Regions from separate parts of the Homo sapiens genome. Here region 1 is linked to region 2. A link is a loop called in an ENCODE intact Hi-C map of the cell type or tissue named here. Cell type or tissue: GM12878. All regions are shown on one strand. Each heading gives the region's core, and the rest is flanking DNA. Links, peaks and the distances in the headings are about the cores only. Region 1 overlaps RSRC1 (arginine and serine rich coiled-coil 1). Region 2 overlaps RSRC1 (arginine and serine rich coiled-coil 1).

Evidence for each region. A loop is a pair of places that touch in the nucleus more often than their neighbours do. Peaks named below come from ENCODE experiments on the same cell type or tissue, not always from the same donor. Only the 100,000 strongest peaks of a DNase experiment are listed, where the experiment ranks them.
Region 1: it touches region 2 in a loop (4-fold over the local background); 2 of 110 quality-filtered maps call a loop at or near these places.

What each region holds. Positions count from the first base shown.
Region 1 is chr3:158,417,764-158,429,228 of GRCh38, reverse strand. The region is part of intron 6 of RSRC1 (arginine and serine rich coiled-coil 1); the gene reads right to left. Among named protein-coding and RNA genes, the nearest start is that of UC.134, 100 kb to the left of the region's middle. RefSeq lists an enhancer at 8,035-8,284. In GM12878, for the core only: no CTCF peak of the experiment used is centred there; DNase peaks (open chromatin) are centred at 8,098 and 8,748; H3K27ac peaks cover 2,118 bases.
Region 2 is chr3:158,350,078-158,361,542 of GRCh38, reverse strand. RSRC1 (arginine and serine rich coiled-coil 1) reads right to left here. Exons shown (of 10, transcript NM_001271838.2): 6 at 6,635-6,686. Among named protein-coding and RNA genes, the nearest start is that of UC.134, 170 kb to the left of the region's middle. RefSeq lists an enhancer at 8,879-8,928. In GM12878, for the core only: no CTCF peak of the experiment used is centred there; DNase peaks (open chromatin) are centred at 5,398 and 8,777; H3K27ac peaks cover 1,092 bases.

The DNA.
Region 1 (11,465 bases), core at 3,275-11,274, 67 kb before region 2:
GTCAGGCTTTCTCTTTAATTCAAACATTTTTTTAAACAAAAGTGGATTAAACACCAGAAATTGGATGAATAATAAAATTATTAGAAGGGCTGAAAGTACCAGCTCTGGGCTGTGCCTCTAATAATGATGCCTAAATCAACACTGCAGAACTAGCTTGCTAGGGCGCTGCTCCCTCTACCTCTCAGGGCGGTGAGAAATCAGGAGGCTGCCATTTGAACTGAGAAGTTCAAGAATAACCTGCTACAGCTGCAAATCAAGAAGCTACTAGTGCACCTGCCTTTCGACCTGCATAAAGCTAGTGGCTAGATGTTTGGCACACTGCTAGAGAAATACCTCAGGTCTCCATAGCTGTGCTCGCTAGTAGCAACAGCTGAAGCAGCAAGTAGATAGCCTACCACACCACTTCCATTTTCAAAATTCCATGTGGAAAAAAACTGCATGTGAATACACATAACTGGTGGGACCTAACTCATATCCAGAATTTTAGATACAAAAGATTATCAAACATGTAGATTTTTGCTTTCTAGCCTTTGCCACACAGGGAGGCAGACTAGGTTATAATACACGTTATGTGCCAATTCGCAGTCCACTAAAATAATCAGCCTTTATTATATACCCTTTATATGTGCCAGACATCTTTCTAAACATTTTACATGTATTAACTGATTCAATGAATGATTTAATATGGTTCTCTATGGTTTTTCATACTCATTTTACAGTTAAGAAAACTGAGGCACAGAGGGGTTTAACAATTGCTCAGGGTCACAAAATTATTAAGTGACCTTAGGGCCAGGATGCAGAGTCAGGTTGTTCAGCTCCAGAACGGTTCTGCTCTTCACCAGCATTCTGTTTCCTAAGAGTAGTGCCCTCATCCCTTTAATAGATTAACAATGAGGATAAAATTATTTTCTATTCAGTTTTTCTTACCGTATTGAACAAACTGATATGCATTATCCCTTAAAATCTGTATAATGGTGGTGTTTCAAAGAAATCAGTAGGCTAACTATGGCTAAAACAATCTGGCTGGAGGTGTATTAGACTTATCTATATGCAATACTGAGAGTAGAGGCTTGACTCCTTTCCTAGAGGGAAGGAGAACAAACAATATTACCATTCTGGTTGGAGGTGGGGGTGGAAGTAAGACTTAAAATATAATGTTCCAAATGGGAGATGATGTTACATGCTTTCCTATCTGTGGTTTCATAGACAGAAATATAGCAGTATATCTCAAGAACCAAAAATAGTTGCTACTCTTTGATACAACAGTTTCAAATAATGTAAATCAAAGAAACAAATTTAAAATGAAAAAAGTATGCATGAAGATAGTCATTGAACATTATTTTAATAGAAAAAAGCAATAATATAAATACTCAACAATAGGCAAGTGGTTGATGTTATACTGCCTGGACAAATATTATGTAGTCAATAGAATTATGTTATCTAAAATTCTGTAACAAATTGGAAAGGTGATTCTGATAGAAAACTAGATGCAAAAAAGCAGAATAAAAATAAATTTATGTGATATAAACATATGAATAAGGAAAAAGAAATACACTAAGAAATGCCAGTAAAAAATTCATATACACTAAATTTCCATATATAATTTGGTCTCTTTCTGAACTCTCTAGTACATATTACTGATCTAACTGGTGATTTCTGTACCAATTAACAAATACATTAAAAAATTTGGTCAAGCGAAATCAATCTGATTATTATACTTAAGGTTTTTTGGCTATACTTATATAATTATCCTTCTACATAAACTTTAGGATTATTTTTATGTATTTCCCTACACAAACACAAATAAAGCCACACCTACAAATAAGCAATATAATCCTGTTGGGATTTTGAATAACTGCGTTAAAGTAATGCATACATTTGGAGAAAATAGAAATCTTCACAATATTGAATCTTCCCATCTAAAAACACACTACATGTTTTCATTAATTCAAATAATTTGTATCTTTCAGTAAAGTTTGGTAGTTGCTTTCATCTAGGTGGTGATACTTCAGTCTAGCCTCCTTTCCTTTTTTTTTGGTTGGTTGGCTATCATTTATTATTTCTATGATTCCAGCTTAATAAGGGCTGCATTGTGTAGGAATAGCCTGTTCTACACAGGCAAGAAGTATCTCTAAGTCATACGTGCCCTACTGAGCCTGTCTCAGGAAAAAGTCTGATTGCAGAGGGAGTGAACCACTATCCTAAGAAAAGCAAACCAACCATGCTAATAAAGTATCTCTTTTATTCATAACTTCCCTAGGGGCTAAGGACAAGTCTAATGAATCTGCTTATTGGGGAACAGAACCAACTGACTAGTCTCAACCTTTGATAAATTAGATTTTCAAAGAGTTCATCAAAAAAGCTTAAAGCCGGCTAGGCTAACCCCCATTCCTTTTTGGCTCCCTTCTTTAAACACAATTTTTTTAGAACATTATCTAAACACTGTCTCACTTCTCCAGCACTCATTCATTCTTCAGTTCATTTCGGTATGGCTTCTAACTTGATCACTGAACCAAAACTGCTTTTCCACGACTTCTATCTCACTATATTCATTGGATCTTTTCAATTTTTTTTAAAAAGGATATTTCAAACATACTAAAAACATAAAGAATACTATAATACCACGCAAATTAATAGCTGTTAAAATTTCATCATACTTCTGTTTCATATTCTTATTATCATCTGGTAGTGTTGGACTTTTTGATTTTTGGCAGTCTGGTTGATCTCAAATGGCATCTTTTTAAAATACATGCGGTTCCCAAAGAGGCTGTGTATCTCCTTAAAAACTGACCACTAGAGTTACTCTCCCCAGAATTTCTATGATCCTTAGCCCATTTTCCTCTAAGATTTTTTTTTTCTTACTGATTTGCAGGGTTTAAAAGACTACTTTATATATTCCAGATATTAATATTTTGTCAGTTATATACATTGAAACTATGTTCTCCCAGTATGTGTTATATCTTTTGACTTTGTTTATTTTGCCTTTCATCAAGATGTCTAATTTTATAATATTTTAAATGGGTATTTTTAAATACTTTGTCTTGTTTAAGAAATCCTTCCCTATCCCTAGATCACAAATCTATTCTCCTACATTTTCTTCTAAAAGTTTGAAAATTTCACTTTTTAATATCTAAGCCTTTTGAAATTTCCATATGAACAATAAATTCTTTTAACACTATCATTTAGAAAAATCCATCTTCCCTCACTTATATGTAATAACAAGTCCTCATACATGTGTGGTGCTGTTTTTGGATGTTCTATTGCTTCCTATTGATGACACCATTTTAATTACTATAGTTTTTTCATAGAATCTTATTATCTGGTAGGATAAATCTCCACCGCTCCTCTTTCTTCTCATTCGAAGTTGTCTTGATTAAACTTGGCAATTTGCTATTCAATATGAATTTTTAAAATTAAACTTCTAAATTATTTAACTATCCTAAATATATGCACCCAATAAAGGAGCACCCAGATTCATAAAGCAAGTCCTGAGTGACCTACAAAGAGACTTAGACTCCCACACATTAATAATGGGAGACTTTAACACCCCACTGTCAACATTAGACAGATCAACGAGACAGAAAGTCAACAAGGATACCCAGGAATTGAACTCAGCTCTGCACCAAGCGGACCTAATAGACATCTACAGAACTCTCCATCCCAAATCAACAGAATATACATTTTTTTCAGCACCACACCACATCTACTATTCCAAAATTGAACACATACTTGGAATTAAAGCTCTCCTCAGCAAATGTAAAAGAACAGAAATTATAACAAACTATCTCTCAGACCACAGTGCAATCAAACTAGAACTCAGGATTACGAAACTCACTCAAAACTGTTCAACTACATGGAAACTGAACAACCTGCTCCTGAATGACTACTGGGTACATAACGAAATGAAGGCAGAAATAAAGATGTTCTTTGAAATCAACGAGAACAAAGACACAATATACCACAATCTCTGGGACACATTCAAAGCAGTGTGTAGAGGGAAATTTATAGCACTAAATGCCCACAAGACAAAGCAGGAAAAATCCAAAATTGACACCCTAACATCACAATTAAAAGAACTAGAAAAGCAAGAGCAAACACATTCAAAAGCTAGCAGAAGGCAAGAAATAACTAAAATCAGAGCAGAACTGAAGGAAATAGAGACACAAAAAACCCTTCAAAAAATTAACGAATCCAGGAGCTGGTTTTTTGAAAGGATCAACAAAATTGATAGACCGCTAGCAAGACTAATAAAGAAAAAAAGAGAGAAGAATCAAATAGACGCAATAAAAAATGATAAAGGGGATATCACCACCGATCCCACAGAAATACAAACTACCATCAGAGAATACTACAAACACGTCTACGCAAATAAACTAGAAAATCTAGAAGAAATGGATAAATTCCTTGACACATACACTCTCCCAAGACTAAGCCAGGAAGAAGTTGAATCTCTGAATAGACCAATAACAGGAGCTGAAATTGTGGCAATAATCAATAGCTTACCCACCAAAAAGGGTCCAGGACCAGATGGATTCACAGCCGAATTCTACCAGAGGTACAAGGAGGAACTGGTACCATTCCTTCTGAAACTATTCCAATCAATAGAAAAAGAGGGAATCCTCCCTAACTCATTTTATGAGGCCAGCATCATCCTGATACCAAAGCCGGGCAGAGACACAACCAAAAAAGAGAATTTTAGACCAATATCCTTGATGAACATTGATGCAAAAATCCTCAATAAAATACTGGCAAACCGAATCCAGCAGCACATCAAAAAGCTTATCCACCATGATCAAGTGGGCTTCATCCCTGGGATGCAAGGCTGGTTCAACATATGCAAATCAATAAATGTAATCCAGCATATAAACAGAACCAAAGACAAAAACCACATGTTTATCTCAATAGATGCAGAAAAGGCCTTTGACAAAATTCAACAACCCTTCATGCTAAAAACTCTCAATAAATTAGGTATTGATGGGACGTATCTCAAAATAATAAGAGCTACCTATGACAAACCCACAGCCAGTATCATACTGAATGGGCAAAAACTGGAAGCATTCCCTTTGAAAACTGGCACAAGACAGGGATGCCCTCTCTCACCACTCCTACTCCTATTCAACATAGTGTTGGAAGTTCTGGCCAGGGCAATTAGGCAGGAGAAGGAAATAAAGGGTATTCAATTAGGAAAAGAGGAAGTCAAATTGTCCCTGTTTGCAGACGACATGATTGTATATCTAGAAAACCCCATTGTCTCAGCCCAAAATATCCTTAAGCTGATAAGCAACTTCAGCAAAGTCTCAGGATACAAAATCAATGTACAAAAATCACAAGCATTCTTATACACCAATAACAGACAGAGAGCCAAATCATGAGTGAACTCCCATTCACAATTGCTTCAAAGAGAATAAAATACCTAGGAATCCAACTTACAAGGGATGTGAAGGACCTCTTCAAGGAGAACTACAAACCACTGCTCAACGAAATAAAAGAGGATACAACAAATGAAAGAACATTCCATGCTCATTGGTAGGAAGAATCAATATCGTGAAAATGGCCATACTGCCCAAGGTAATTTACAGATTCAATGCCATCCCCATCAAGCTACCAATGCCTTTCTTCACAGAATTGGAAAAAACTACTTTAAAGTTCATTTGGAACCAAAAAAGAGCCCGCATCGCCAAGTCAATCCTGAGCCAAAGAACAAAGCTGGAGGCATCCACACTACCTGACTTCAAACTATACTACAAGGCTACAGTAACCAAAACAGCATGGTACTGGTACCAAAACAGAGATATAGATCAATGGAACAGAACAGAGCCCTCAGAAATAACACCGCATATCTACAACTATCTGATCTTTGACAAACCTGAGAAAAATAAGCAATGGGGAAAGGATTCCCTATTTAATAAATGGTGCTGGGAAAACTGGCTAGCCATATGTAGAAAGCTGAAACTGGATCCCTTCCTTACACCTTATACAAAAATCAATTCAAGATAGATTAAAGACTTAAACGTTAGACCTAAAACCATAAAAACCCTCGAAGAAAACCTAGGCATTACCATTCAGGACATAGGCATGGGCAAGGACTTCATGTCTAAAACACCAAAAGCAATGGCAACAAAAGCCAAAATTGACAAATGGGATCTCATTAAACTAAAGAGCTTCTGCACAGCAAAGGAAACTACCATCAGAGTGAACAGGCAACTTACAGAATGGGAGAAAATTTTTGCAACCTACTCATCTGACAAAGGGCTAATATCCAGAATCTACAATGACCTCCAACAAATTTACAAGAAAAAACCAAACAACCCCATCAAAAAGTGGGCGAAGGACATGAACAGACACTTCTCAAAAGAAGACATTTATGCAGCCAAAAAACACATGAAAAAATGCTCACCATCACTGGCCATCAGAGAAACGCAAATCAAAACCACAATGAGATACCATCTCACACCAGTTAGAATGGCAATCATTAAAAAGTCAGGAAACAACAGGTGCTGGAGAGCATGTGGAGAAATAGGAACACTTTTACACTGTTGGTGGGACTGTAAACTAGTTCAACCATTGTGGAAGTCAGTGTGGCGATTCCTCAGGGATCTAGAACTAGAAATACCATTTGACCCAGCCATCCCATTACTGGGTATATACCCAAAGGACGATAAATCATGCTGCTATAAAGACACATGCACACGTATGTTTATTGCAGCATTATTCACAATAGCAAAGACTTGGAACCAACCCAAATGTCCAACAATGATAGACTGGATTAAGAAAATGTGGCACATATACACCATGGAATACGATGCAGCCATAAAAAATGATGAGTTCACGTCCTTTGTAGGGACATGGATGAAATTGGAAATCATCATTCTCAGTAAACTATCACAAGAACAAAAAACCAAACACCGCATATTCTCACTCATAGGTGGGAATTGAACAATGAGAACACATGGACACAGGAAGGGGAACATCACACTCTGGTGACTGTTGTGGGGTGGGGGGAGGGGGGAGGGATAGCATTGGGAGATATACCTAATGCTAGATGATGAGTTAGTGGGTGCAGCGCACCAGCATGGCACATGTATACATATGTAACTAACCTGCACATTGTGCACATGTACCCTAAAACTTAAAGTATAATAATAATAATAATAATAAAAAAGAAAAACTGAAACTTCTCCCGACTTAGTTTATATACATCAAATAAAATCAATTTCTGATGAAAACCAAACATATGTATCATCAAAAAAGCTTCTATTATGAGGGTAGGAATGGATAGGGATGAATAACATTTAATAATGTCTGAACCACACAGCAAAAGCTCAGTTGTTTTCAAAGTTACTTAGCTATGAATTTTTCTAAGAAAAATTTGCAAAATGACCTATAAACTCTGCCATTTGTTGTTTATGATGGTAAGGTCTGTGGGCAGGCAAGGAAGTTTTAAAATTCGGGTCCAATTGCATGCCTAAGCATTTTTCATCCTATTGTGTTTGTACATGATGGTTTCTATTTCTTCTTTTATGCCTTGAATCATTTTAACATATTTATTTTATAGTTTCATTAAGAATATTCTATTATCTCAAATTCTCTGGGTGCCCATTTTTTCTGTTTGTATCATTTCACCTTCTCACAACCATTAATCCTGAATTTTATCCATTCTACATCTAACATATAAAATATTTTCATCAGTCCACTTATTTCCATCTTTACTGCCACTACCCTAGTCCATCAGAATCTTTCACTTTAATTACTGCAATGATCTTACTAGCCTTCCTAAAATTAGTTTTGTGATAACCTCATTCCCACTACCACTACCATAACATTTACCATCACCATCAAATCTATTCTTCTTAGGCAGGTGGATCTCAAAGAATGACTTCTAATCATGCCACAACCTACAATAGTTTTTGACTTAGGATAAAAAGCAAAACCTCAAAATTATCATGGCTTATAAGGCCACGAATCACCTATTCTTTGCCTATCTTCTTAACAGCTCCATCCAGACCATTCTCGATCATCTTACTCCTTATGAGTCAATCCATACTGATCTTCTTTGTTCTGAAAATGTACCAAGGTTCTAATATGACTAACTTGTCTCAGCTTGCCTGGGACTTCCCTGATTTCAACACTGAAAGTCTAACATCTTGGGAAAACCCCTTTACTCCCAGGCAAAATGGACTTAAATTGTTGAACAGAAGAAAAAAAACGAATGAATATTTGGCCTTGTCTGTTATATGCTCTCATTACTTGATCCTTTTGCTTCACTGCACATATCAGAATTATTATTACATTCTTAGTTGAACAAATAACCATCTTCTGTTTACTTTCTCCACCAGAATGTACATTCCATGAGGGCAGGCACCCTTGACTGTCTCCTAGCATCTAACAGAGTTGTCTGCATATAGAAAGTGCTCAATAAATATTTTAAATTACCAATAAAGTTTGTTTTAGCTATTTTATATTTTTGTTGTTATTCTGAATGACATTTCCATTGTACTTTATAATAGATAATTTAGAGATATAAAAACCTATTAATTTGTATATTTTGTATTTTTAAGAAAATTAGGAATTTCATTTATATTGGTTTCGTGCATTTAGAGAGTCATAAACTCTCACGATATAAAAAGGATCTTAGAGACCATCTAGTTGATTTCTCTCATTTTTACAGATGAGAAAATCTGAAACTCAGACAGGTTAAGTGACTTCTTCAAAGTGACACAGCTAATTAGTGGCAGAACCGGTCCAGGAACCAAGACCTATTTCTCTCAGAATAGTAATCTTCTCACATTGCTAATCAGAGATCATAGTTCCTTAGGCTACCAAACTGTTGTAGGGTTCTGACTTAGATTCTTGTCTGTTTAGCTAATTTACTGTGTCTCAAGGCAAGCCACTGTAAATCTTTTCATGAGCTTTACTACTTTCAACCAAATTTGTTTCCTTATTCATTAAGAGTGCCACACTTAACCCTCTAACTGGAGGGCAGAGTTCGGGTTTATTTTGCTTACCTATCTTTACTTACCAGTACAATGCTTGGTAAATGGGAGATAACATTTGTTGAGGTAATTTGTGACTAAGTGTGCTACCCTGTGAGCACACCTGCCAAAATGTGATACCACACAGGTGAAGCAACGCAGGTAGTCTTCAAACTTTTTTGTAGGATGAGGCTTTTGTGAGCCTGCCTATGAGGAGGGTAAAAGGAGGAAGTGGGGGGAGAGAGCAGTGAGGGAGAGAGGGAGGAGTGGAGGGAGGCAGAGGAAGAGAATGAACAAATGTATGTGTTTGAGTTAGTGAATAACTCTGACCTATTTCAAAGGACTGTTAATGTAGGAAAAGTTACAGTAAGACTGAGTGTTAATATCAAGTGCTGTACTTTGAGTGTGTTGCATTAGCCTCTTTTTTTTTTTTTTTGCTAGATTTAAAGTGTCTATTACATGTATGCTGTATATCTCTGAGTTTTTAGAATAAAAAAAGTCTATCCTGTGAGGGGACAGGTACTACAATAAAGTGTTATGTGTGCAAATCTATAAAGGTGGCACAAAAGTAGGGCACATAATTACCTGTTCTACCTATGTATGAGGCATGTACACATCCAAACAGCAAGGTAATTGCTTCAAATCTTCAATAAAATAAAAATCATCAATCACATGATTTTAGAGTTTGAAAATGACTTCTACAAACCTTATTGTCATTAGGTTAAGTGTTCTGCTTAGATTATTCAACTTGGATCAACATTACAACTCAGGGCACTCTCTCAATGAACAAAAACAGAACTCAAGTTTCTGGTTGCAAATAAACTGTCACCTATGACAATGAAGACAATTATTTGCTTCAGTTATCCCCACAAATGGCCACTCTCTATTTGTGGATGCTATGACCATATCTGAGAGTTAGAGCATCAGTTTTTCCATCTGATGGAGAAAAAAAGATGCCTGAGGTCACAGCCATAAGTACTAATCAGGAAGACCCTGGTATCTCACACTAACTTCATGAGAAATCTTTGTGGAAGTCTACATGTGAAGTATTTCACACATTCCTATATTTATATTGATTATACTTACACTCTAACAATTGCTAAAATTTGGCAGAAACATAATTGACATAATTTAAATATACTTGTAATAACACTCATGTGACTAAATAACACTCAATGTGACTAAAGCTAATTCCATCGGGAGGTACTTATAGTAAACCATATTTTGAATCCATCCAGGTAAAACCATGTGAATGGAATTAATTACAATAAACTGGTTGGTGAGATCAGAACTTAAAAGTGAACAGAAGCGTTGAATAGTTTTCATGACAGAAAAGTATCACTCAATGCTTTATTTAATCTCAATTTTTTAACCAAATGAACAGATTAATCTCGGTCACTTCTCTGGGAAGCTACTTTTCCCAAACTTGACCTTGACAGCAACACTACCAAGAATTTTCTAGCACTACAGCGAGTAATTAGTAAGATGAAGTATAAAATGATGTGAAAAATTCTGCTCTACTCAAGGCTGTAAAATTTTAGGACTTGTTTTACTTAAGTATTCTTGTCCTGAGGCAGGTGCAGCAATGATTCTTGAGAAAAATTCCGGTATATCCCTTCTTGGCCTACCTTTCTGTGGAGGTAAAGGGCTAGCTATCTAGGAGCGAACCTCATTAGGCTCCTCAACGTCCACAAAAGAATGTCAACCTATTATCTGTTATGTGATCTCTAAAGTTTAAAAACCCACCCCTGAATCAATCATGTAGAGTATCAATCTGCACTTCAGGCTTCTAAGAGTATATAAGACTGAAATGACTCAATGACTAAAACAGCCTGGCTGGGAGAATGTCCATATAAATAAGTATTATTGTAAAAACAAGTATTCTCCCTGTTTCTCCAGATAGAACAGGTTTTAACTAGATTCAAGCAGACCCATGAGAGTGCTATCTCTTTGGAGCATATTTTCTGAACAGACTTTACTTTACTATGTTGCTTTTAATGGTCATATCCTTGGCTTTTATTGATGGACAATAAAAGTTAAGAGGTGTGTGACACATGTGATTGCATTTCTTGCAATTATGATCTTGAGGATGTTATATACTACATCACATAGTGATGATAATGATCATGATGATAAAAAGATAGTAATAACCACAAAAGATAACACTTGTGTGTTTACCACTTTTTACTTATTAAGAAAATCACATATATGAAGTCTCATGTGATTCCCTTCTAGGAAAAGCTATTCTGCAAAACTTATAGTTCTCTTTGACAATCAACTTTGGGCTTAGATTGTCAGGAAACCCGAAACAAGTAAAAGCAATTTGATAGGCTCTTCTGATATGTGAATTTTGTTTTATTTTTCTCCTTTCTTGACTAATTAATGTATATTTTTCCTTTTTTCTGATTTTTTTTAATAAGTCACATATCACCATTTTATTACTTTGCTATAGAATCCTTCAAATAATATATAGGATAAAATAATATATAGGAT
Region 2 (11,465 bases), core at 2,106-10,105:
CAGTGGGGGAGGCATGGGTGGTGGTGGCAGAAGTGGCTACGGGACCAGCAATAACGGTAGTGGGTCCCCTGTGTCCCGTGTCCCCAAGGCAGCCGGCTGTGCTGCCTCCACCCTCCTATGGCTGGTTGAGACCCGCCCCAAGGCCCAGAGCCTCTGTGGCTCTGGACCTGGCACCATGTCGCTGCTCTTGCCCACTGCTACTGCAGGGAAGGAGGGTGCAGGAGCTGAGGCCATGCTTTGGGGGCCAGCGGTGCCCAATTCGAGGACCTGGCCAGCAACACAGCCGTCCTGCTGAGGACACTGGGTTCCTGCACCTTGGGAGGATGCTCTGCCAAGGGCTGCCTGGGGCCATGTCCCCAGGGTCTGTCTGCCCCACATTTGGGTGACCGCCAGGCCTGACATTCCCAATGGCCAGGCACACTCCGAGAGGTGCCCTAGGCACCCCCAACTGCCACTTTAATCAAGAAAAGCTGCCACATGGGTGAGGAGGAGCTCCGGGCCACCCCTGAGAGCCAGGGCCACAGGGGGAGCTTGCGGAGACATCTCTCCTGCCCTGGTTGCCAGCCTGGGCCCAGTGAGAACCTGGAACCCCCACCCCAGGCTGTGAGGGGGCGCAGCTGGGGCTGCATGCTCCATGGAGCTGACAGAGGCCAGGAGCAGGCAGCAGCCCTGCCCTCCTGAGCATGGCTGCAGCCCCCAAGTTGGGGCTGTGGACCCAGGTCTCTCTGCACTCTTAGCTCAGGAAGACCTCCGCCTTGCCCTTGCAGGCTTGAGGGTGCCTGCTCCTGCTGCCTGGCCTCTCTCCACTCCTGGCACCTGCTCCAATCTCAGAGCAGGGTTGGGACCAAGCCTAGGTGCTGTCACAGCCCCGCCAGGTATGTGCACACTGCATGCATGGGGCAGCATGGACACACCAGCCCTTTGCTGCCTTAGCCCCCTCCAGACTTTGGGCACTAACAAACACAAGTTACGGCTGAAGCTGAAGGTGGAGGGTTGAGGGTGGCTGGGCACTGGCCTGCAGGTGCCCCTTACTGCAAGCAGCCTGTGTGTCATGGATGGCGGCAGGAGGCAGAAGGTCTCCTGGGCAGAGGGGGACAGGTGAGGCCCTACCTTCAATCCAGAGAGGGCCTGAAGGCTGGCAGCTGGGCTGCCAGTCCTATGGACCGGAGTGGGGACTTGTGGTGCCTTTTCTGGGCCTGCCCATGGACCAATCAGTGTGTATTTCCTCCCCCTCTAAGGCCCATAAAAGCCCCAGGCTCAGCCAAAGCAGAACAGAGGATGAAGAGAAGATGGGAGGACCAGCTGCAGAGAGAGGCTACCTTCTCTGCTGAGAGCTGCAGAGACAAGGGGAGGACCTGCCTACAGAGAGGAGCCACCAACTCTAGGGCTTCCTCTCTGCTGAGAGCTGCAGACATGATGGGACAACCTGCCTGCAGAGGGAAGACATCCACTCCAGGGCCTTCTCTCTGCAGAGAGCTGCAGACCATGGGATGACCAATAGCAGAGAGGAGCTACCCTCTCTGCTGAGAACTGAACACTTGTTGGTACCACCTGCCTAGCAGAGAGGAGCTACTCTCTGTTAAGAGCTGAACACTCATTAGGATACTCTGGCTGTGGAAAGAGCTGCCCTCTGCCAGTCCCCTCTGAGCTGTTCTATTGCTCAATAAGCCCCTCTTCATCTTGTTCACCCTCCACTTGTCTGTGTACCTTATTCTTCCTGGTTGCAGGACAAGAACTCAGGATCCAATGAATAGGGAAGCTAAAAGAGCTATAACACAAACAGGACTGAGACATGCTCCTTGCTCACCATGTTGCAGGCAAAGAGAAGGAGAGAAGAGCTGTGGTGCTTTGGGGGAGCTCAGACCTGGAAGCTCCTAGAACCAGGACTGTGGCTCCCTCCTTGGGACCCTGCAGTTCCTGGGATCTTCAAGCTTCCGGGTGCCACCGTGTTCCCGGTGCCAGCTGTGGAAGCTGCTTGTAGTGTGCCCGGACCAGCTGCAGCCTCTCAGAGAGCTGGTGCCCATGCTGCCACCTGCTCTGCTGCAGCAGCCGCACAGAGTTTTCCAGCCAGAAAAGCAACACCCCAAAGATCCGATAACACCAAAGAATCATCTAGCAGTGGTGTCTACAAAAATCAAGATGAAATACAAATTTTCTGGTGGCTACCACTTTTCAGGCTCTGGGCTAGGTATTTCATGTGTTATTATTTTCATAACAGTCCAACATGGCAGTTATTATCTTTCGCTCTTACAGATAAAGAAATTATGGTAAAGAGAAGCCCCCAAATACAAATACTTTCAAATAGGTAACTTAAATGTGTGATATGGTATAGTTGAGGCAATAGAGAACTGTTTTATACACTGCTATTGGTGCGAAAGTAAAATGGTTCAGCTGCTATGGAAAATGTTTTGTGGTTTCTCAGAAAATTAAACATAGAATTACCAAATGACCCCACTATCACCCTCCTAGGTATACACCTAAAAAACCTCCAAACAGGTACTCAAACAAGTACATATACACACATATTCAAATGTACTCACAATAGAATAAAGGTAGAAACAACCCAAATTTTATCAATGGATTAATAAGTTGTGTGTGTGTGTGTGTGTGTGTGTATGTTTGTGTGTATATATATATATACACACATACACACACATACTAAATGAAGGAAGCCAGACACACAAGGTCACAGATTATAGGATTCCATTTATATGAAATATCCAGAATAGACAAACGGAGACAGAGGGAGAATGGTGGTTGTCAAGGGCTTGGGGGAAAGGAAACTGGGGAGAAACTGCTAGTAGGTAAGCGGTTTCACTCTGGAGTGATTGCAATGTTTAGAACTAGATAGAATTGATGGTTGTACAAAACTGTGAATGTACTGAATGCCACTGAATTGTTCATTTTAAGCAATTATGATTAATTTTATGTTATGTAAATTTCACCTCAATGAACTAGAAAAAAACACACATCTGTCATATTTGATTAAAAAAACCCTCTGTTCTGGCTAAACAATAAACATTAAACTGCTCAAAGTTACAGAACAAGTGGTGATGGCAGGCTTAGGATCTTTCCACTATTCATTAGTGTCTCGCTACAGAAGTAATAGAATTGAAGCAGGAAGCCAATTAGGAGGTAATGGAATAAGCCATGAGTGAAATGTTTGGCATCTAGACTAAGGAGATGGCAGTGGGAGAGACAATAAAGGGATAAATACAAAAAAATTACACAAAATCAGAATAATTAAGTCCAGGTGAATTATCGCCTATAAAAGAGTCAAAGAAAATGTTCAAAGTTTTGAACCAAAGTACAAATATGTAATAGTTTAGCACATATAAAGTATGTTCCTAACCCAAATACAATAAAATCTCAGACTCAAATTTATGTTTGATATAATAATCATAACACCCTATAGGTACATTTTTTTAAATCTTATTTTAGTCCTTCATATGCCTTTCAGAATCATACCACTAAAAATCGTGGCTAAATATTCGAAACAGATTTTAATTCCAAACCAATAACATTATTAACATTTACTAATATCAATTACGATGCAATAGTTAAATATAAAACTTTCTTCTGGGACTCAGAGCTAGAGTAAACAACTAAGTCTAATCGTAGGATTTCTACATATTAACCTTATCTATCAAGTTATGCTGCTTGTAAGGCTAAAATTAATCCTGCGTCAAGAATCTAGCATAAGGCCTGAAGTCTTTGCCCATGGCCACTTTTAAGGCCCCCAAATCAAGGTGTTTTTCCTAGGAACCTAAGTGAACTCCAATGTGACAATGGGTACTACTAGACTTCCCTATCCATTTATCTCAACCTTGAGACTAGGCTGGACTGCAAAACTTACCAGACAGGTCTCAAGTTCTTCTTATTTATTTGCTTATTTTTAATAATATAATGAACACCTTAAAATTCATCACCAAAAAGACAACTAGAATCTTGACAGTAAGTTAGCTATGTACTCTTCCCCTACCTATCCATCTACTTGCCCTCTACTATGCCACAAGTTCTCATTAAAAACAATACTGGATATTTTTCAAAAAGGTGTAATATGTTATATCATATTATACAGCAACATATTCACGGAACTGGTATCAAAAAGCAATTCTAGTAAAACGATTACTTAACCAGTGGCAATGAAAAGTAGCACAAAGCTTTATAAAACAATACAGCAAAAATGTACAAAAAGCCATTCTATTAAATTGGTGCAAAAGTAACTGAGGTTTTGCCAAAACTGCAATTACTTTTGGACCAACCTGAAATGTTAATACCCTCTGACCTCATAAACTCATTTCTATAGTAACAAATCCCCCCAAAATAAAATAGAATATGACTAACACAATGTATAAGAGGGTGTTCATTACAGTGTTATTGGTAAGAGGGAAAAGTTGAACAACATAAATATTCAATAAAAAAGAGTGACTTAAAAACTTGAGTATTTAGCTAAGGTCTGTCTTTTGCTTATCGGGCCTAGGCCAAAATAAATTTTTTAACTTGAAAATTGTCATAATTTTGGATGCTTCTCAAATTCACAGAATCTAGCTCTTTATCCTTAGATACAATTTAGAACATTGAAGTTAAATGTTAGGGATGACAACTCAGATGGATATAAGCAAGTTATACACTGTGAGGTCTGGAGTATCACATCTATTTTCTAATGTGCTTCAAAATCATACTAAATATTTTTAAAAAACTGAATAAAACTATGAAATAAAATTATTTAAAATTGCATTTGTGGAAACAAATGTTTTCTGTGCTAAGCAACATAAATATTTTCCTTCAAAGCAAGGGTTTACTCAATTATGAGCTGGAATACTCAATTAGGAGCTGCAAATATTTTTTCAAAGCAAAATGCCATGCATATTATGTAAATGATATAGAATCAAATTAATTAGATTTATCCTACAGTATATTTTATTTGAGTGAAAATATTAAAAAAATTAACAAAATTTTAGTAAGTAATGTTTTCTACATAAAGATAAATAAGATAAAAACATAAACTATGAATTATTTTTAGAGTAATAAGGAGGAGTATAGAGACACTTCATCAAAACTAAAACATTGCCAATCTTTTTACCTACATGGTAAGTTACTTCTATTAGTAATTCAGGAAGCTAGTATACCGATCATACTGGAGTTCCCAATCTTTAGACTGTGGACACTTTAAATGAGAATACAAAGAACTAATGCAAGAGATCCTTTAATCAATATGCACATATGTATTTTCTTGATCAATGAATCCTAAAAATATAACTATTATCATTTGGTGGTCTGAAATTACTTTTGATGTTAAAATAGAATTCTCATTTTTCCAGCTTGAAATTATGAGCTCTTTATAGTAAAAAATTTTAAGAAATATATACAGTAGTCCCCCATCATCTGCAGCTGCAGTTTCATTTTCTGTGGTTTCAGTTACCTGCGGTCAACTGTGGTCCAAAAATAGGTGATTACAGTACAAGATATTTTGAGAGTGAGAGAAAGAAACCACATTTATATTTATTAAAGTATATTATTATAATTGTTCCATTTTATTATCATTATTAATCTCTTACCTAATCTATAAATTAAACTTTATCATAGGTATGTATGTATAGGAAAAAATATAGCGTGTGTATATGTGTGTGTGTATCTAGATACAGATATAAATTAGATATATAGATAGATAAATATAGATATAGATACAGGGTTTTGTACTACCCATGGTTTGAGACACCAACTGGACGCTTGGAAGACATCCACCATGTATAAGAGAGGACTATTGTACTACTCATTAAAACTTATTGTTTGAATAAGTTATATACATTTTTGAAGAGCACATTAAGATTCAAAGTAAAATATCAGCACTCAGAAAATATAGATCTTATATATTTTTAAAAAAGTAAAGTATTTAATGTCTATATGCAAGTGAACATGGTATCTAAAATCTAAGTCACAGCATTATAGTACCTTGAGAAATAAAACATACAGCACTTGAAGAGTACATGGTATCCAGAACATACAGTCCAGTGAGTTAGTCCAATGTAATTAGGGAAATTACTAAATGACACTGATCTCATTTTCTTTAGAACAATGAAAATCTCAACCTAAACATTACACCTTATTTAAAAAATTAAAATGGAGGAGTTAGTCTTAAATGTAAAGTGTAAAACCATAAAATATAAAGTTATATTTTATATAAATAAAAGCCATAAAATATAAAGTTTTATGGTTTTACATGTTACATTTAAGACTAACTCCTCCATTTTAATTTTTCTTTCAAAAGAAAGAAAATGTAAGAAAAAAATCATAATCTGGGATTAGTCAAAGAATTCTTAAACACATCACCAAAACCATAGTACATAAAAGACAAATTAATCAATTGGGCTTCATCAAAATAAAAAACTAAAACTGAAGCCAATTTTATAAATGAAAAGGTAAAGAATGACCTGTTAGCAATACACTTAGCATTATACTGCGGCAATAAATATTTCAGATAATATATGGCCATACATATAATCTAGATCTGATAAATTTGTGAGGATATATAAAAATAGTGTTTTTTTTTTTACTCATTTCTAAGCATGCTACCAGCCTAGGGTTTACTCGTCACTTCTTCATTTAATAAAAGTTAATTATCAACACTTACCAGCAGCTTCAAGAACCAGCTGTAGTCTGGCTTTGGCCTGTTCAGCTGGTGGCTAAAAAAGAAAAAAAAAAAAATTCAACCATACAAGACTTTTACAGGTCAGTTTTAATTGATGGAGTTTTAAATTAATGCATTTGTTTGCAAATATTAGGAAATTTAAAGAGCTTTAACATAATTTATATTAAAATCCATCACATCTTGCACTTGCATATATGATGCAAGAATGATAAGCTTCTTTCATTTTTTTTTCCTAGAAAAAGTTTTGCTTACTATCCAACATTGTATCAATCAGCAATAACATAATTAACTGAAATTTAATAACAAGGCAAGGCACACACATTTAACAACATATTCTTAAGTTGTGTTATTTCTTTGCACATAGAAACAGGCAAGCAATCTATGAGAATTTAAATAGCAACCTTTAAGTTCAATATTTGAGGTAAGTCAGACTCTAAAACCACTTTTCTGCTTTCCTAACTGGAATTTAAAGGAACAATTGTGATGAAGATAGGACACAATTTGGCTTATATGCTTCCGGCTCCTATGAACTGTCCTAAAATTGCTTTTTCAGTGAACCTTGATTCAATATAGTTGATAACAATGAAACTAAACTAATTTCCAGCCGGACGCAGTGGCTGACGCCCGTAATCCCAGCACTTTGGGAGGCCGAGGCGGGTGGATCACAAGGTCAAGAGATCGAGACCATCCTGGCCAACATGGTGAAACCCCATCTCTACTAAAAATACAAAAAGTAGCTGGGCATGGTGGCATGCACCTATAGTCCCAGCTACTTGGGAGGCTGAGGCAGGAGAATTGCTTGAACCTGGGAGGTTGCAGTGAGCCAAGATCGTGCCACTGTATCCAGCCTGGCAATAGAGCAAGACTCCGTCTCAAAAAAAAAAAAAAAAAAAAAGAAAAAGAAACTAAACTAATTTCCTACCAGTGACCACACTCTGAGATTTTTGGATAACATATTAAACAACAACAACAAATTATATCATGAATTATGTCAAGACTATGACTTTTTACTAAAGACCTGTTAAAAAAACTGTTGTCCATACTTGAGACTTCAATTAATATATTTATAAAGTTGTCAGCAATAAACAAAATAACCCCAGTTTTATATATGAAAATAATCACTTCAAAACTAATAATTTATGTGATATATTAGAATATTTTGCTATTTGTAAAAAGAAACCCAGCTTGAATAAAAGAATTAAATAACTGGATACAGAAAGAAGATGTTGTGCTCAGAAAAGTTTAAGAATTTGAATGGTCCTTCTGGAAAACCTATAGGAAACAAGATGGAAGAGTGGTAGATGAGACAAGTGAGGAGACTGGGAGAACGTATTATATCACAGAACAGGGATTAAGAGACTATAGACCTGGACCAGTGGCCTGGTTTCATAAATAAGTTTTACTGGGATATAGGCTATGCCATTTGTTTACATAGTGCCTACTGGCTTTTGTGATCAACTCAACAATAAGAGTTCATTATTTGTAGCAGGAATCTTAGGATCAGCAAAGCCTAAAATATTTATCTGGACCTTAAAGTGTGCCAACCCCTGCCATGGAAGATGAAGAGACTTAGAAAAATTTTAAACAAAGGGGAGATGTGATCAGATCTGCACTTTGATACATCACTCTAGCAATATTTTTGAGGATGAATTGAAAGGAATGTGTCTAGAGGCAAGGAGCTCAGTTAGGTGGCAATTAATGAATTCCAGGTGAGAGGAGGGCCTGAGCTGAAACAATAGCAGAAAGGTCAAACAGGACAACACAGATTTGAGAAATATTTAATTGGTAAAACAAAAGGACTGATTGGTTATTAGAGAAGGAGGAGATGACAACCAATAAAGACTACTTTATGTCATATGTTTAAGGGAAAATGTATGTAAGCACGCTTTATAAAGTATTGGAAATATGTGACATCAAATTAAAATATCAAAGCAAAATATCAATAGAAAACTGTGATATCTACTGAATATAAAAGTCATAAACTGTCTACAGGTATCAAGCCATTAATGCAAACATTTATGATGATAAATGGCAAATGACATTTGACATTAGTATCAGAAAGCACAGGGAAGTGTGGAGAACTGTGAAGCACATGCCCCAACTAAAGGAAGCAGCTGACACCCAGCACCAACTGATTGTGGTCATGCAGAAACGCAAGCCCAGGGTTACGAAATTTGTTACTTTTTCACAAGCATTTAAGTCACCATGAAAACCAGTACAGAATGTGGATAAATACAGTACTTTTACGGGCCAGATTCAAGCAGATCCTAAGCAAGCGAAGAATTAGGAAGCATACATGTCAGAGCATCCTTGTAAGTAGTGTCCTTTAATAGAAAAATCCTAGACATTTTACTGGTTAAGATATTTCATGACTAATTTTTTTTTGTATTTCATAAGGAAAGATTTTTTTAACAATTAAGAAATATTTAAGACATAGAAAATAAATACATAATAATGTATACCCAACATTCAATAAAATATTAATAGCAATATTGTCAGTTTTCTACTCCATGAAGTCTCCCTCTATAGAAGATCTCTTCCTCTCCACATCTATAACCATTATCTTGAAGATATAGTCACTACCATTCCTAAGGGAAGATTCTTTTTTCTTTTTTGTAAGAGATAGGGTCTCACTCTGTTGCCTAGGCTAACGTGCAGCAGTGTGATCATGGCTCACTGCAGTGTTGAACTCCTGGGCTTAAGTAATCTTCCTGCCTCAGCTCCCTGAGTAGCTAGGACTACAGGTGTGCACCACCACACCCAGCTCCTTTTTTCTGTTGTTTCATAGAGTTGGTGTCTCACCATGTTGCCCAGGTTGGTCTCAAACTCCTGGCCTCAAGCAATCCTCCCACCTAGGCCTCCCAAAGAGCTAGGACTACAGATGTGAGCCACTATGCCCAGCTAGGAAAGTCTTGATGGCTAATTATAATATTTATATATTATAATTATCTATTATATATATTTATATATATATAATATTTATATAATTATATATTATATAATAGTTATATATCATAATATTTATATAAATATACCTGTTAAGATATATTTATTTTTCACTAATAACTCCAACAATTTATAATACAGGATTCATATTTCAAAGACAAAGAAAACCAGGAAATAACAGCAGTTTAGTAACTTGCCTCTACTTGTAAATGATGAACTAAAACTAAGACTCTGACTCCAAATCTCAGGATCATTCTAACTAAATCACTAGGATACTCAGGAAATAAAATCAATTAATTCACATAGATATAAATGCATATAGAGTTTTGATTCCGTTTAAAAAAATTGTCCAAAATAATACACTTGACCCAGTAAATGAAATTTGATTCTAAAAATATTTGCCTATGCAGATATAACTTGCTAAATTTTATTTATGAAATACAGGGACGAACTCCAACTATGGGGATATACTGTTACATTGATCAAACTTTTAAAAGTAATCTGTATTTTATAGTTTTACTTTGCTTATATTTATTGCTCAAGCCTTTTTCTTCAATAGGTTGTACAGATGCAAATGTTCACTCACTTTTTGCCCATCTGCAAATAGCCTTTTCTTAGCGTGACTGGTGAATAAGTTGAATGAATATAGGATTCTTGGGCTGTCGTCTTTTTCCTCTCAGTGACCTGCTCCTCAAATCTTTCGTAAGGGCTCCCTTCCATTGTTTCTAGGCTTGAGTTTGTCTCAGAAGAAGGAAAGCATCACCACAGGCCTCTTGGCTGAAACCCTCTGCGTCCCACCTGTCTATCTGCATCAGTAGCTGCCTGGCTCAGAAAAAGTAGCTCAGTTGGAGATGAAAATGAAAATGAAGAGAAGGCAGTCTGATTTATGTTGCCTTCATTGTGACTGCTATCTATAGTTATTTTTTTTAAAGAAAGGATTAAGGAGGAAGAAAGAACAGAATATAGAATTAAAAAAAAATTTCATACCAACCCATTTTTAGTTACCTATCATCACACTAGCTGGCTTAGAATGAAAATACCTTTGGGGCCTGCGTGCTAAAATTTCTAATGCTTTAGTTATTTTAGCATGTATTAGACTCCAGGATCAGTATAAATTTCATCTAAAATTCGTAAATGGTATTAATCTTATTCAGAACCAGAAATTATACCTTAATGAATAAACAGTATTACCAAATACAGACGCAAAGAATATAGCAATTTCTCAAAAAAAATTTTAAATGGGGACATGTTTAAGAGCATAATGTCACAAGTACTTTATATGATAGAAACTTAATGAGAAAAAAATGTATTCCATTAAAAAACACTATTTCTACAGATAGAAGACCATGGGAAGACACAGAAAGAAGACAGCCATCTGCAGGCCAAGAAGAGAGGCCTTAGAAGGAACCAACCCTACTAACACTTTGATCTTGAACCTCTAGTCTCCAGGACAAAGAGAAAATACAGTTCTACGCTGGGCATGGTGGCTCATGCCCGTAATCTAGCACTTTGGGAGGCCAAGGCGGGCAGATCGCTTGAGCTCACAAGTTCGAGACCAGCCTGGGCAACATGGCAAAACTCCATCTCTACCAAAAACACAAAAATTAGACATGGTGTCATCCACCTGTGGTCCCAGCTACTTGAGAGACTGAGGTGGGAAGATAGCTTGAGCCTGGGAGGTGAAGACTGCAGTGAGCTGAGATCACACGACTGTACTCCAGCCTGGGTGATAGAGCCAGACCTTTTCTCAAAAAAAAAAAAAAAATTATATATATATATATATTTCTGTTGTTTAAGTAAAAAAACAGACAAACAAAAACCAACACCCAATATCAACAGTACATAATTAAAGAATATCACAAAAATA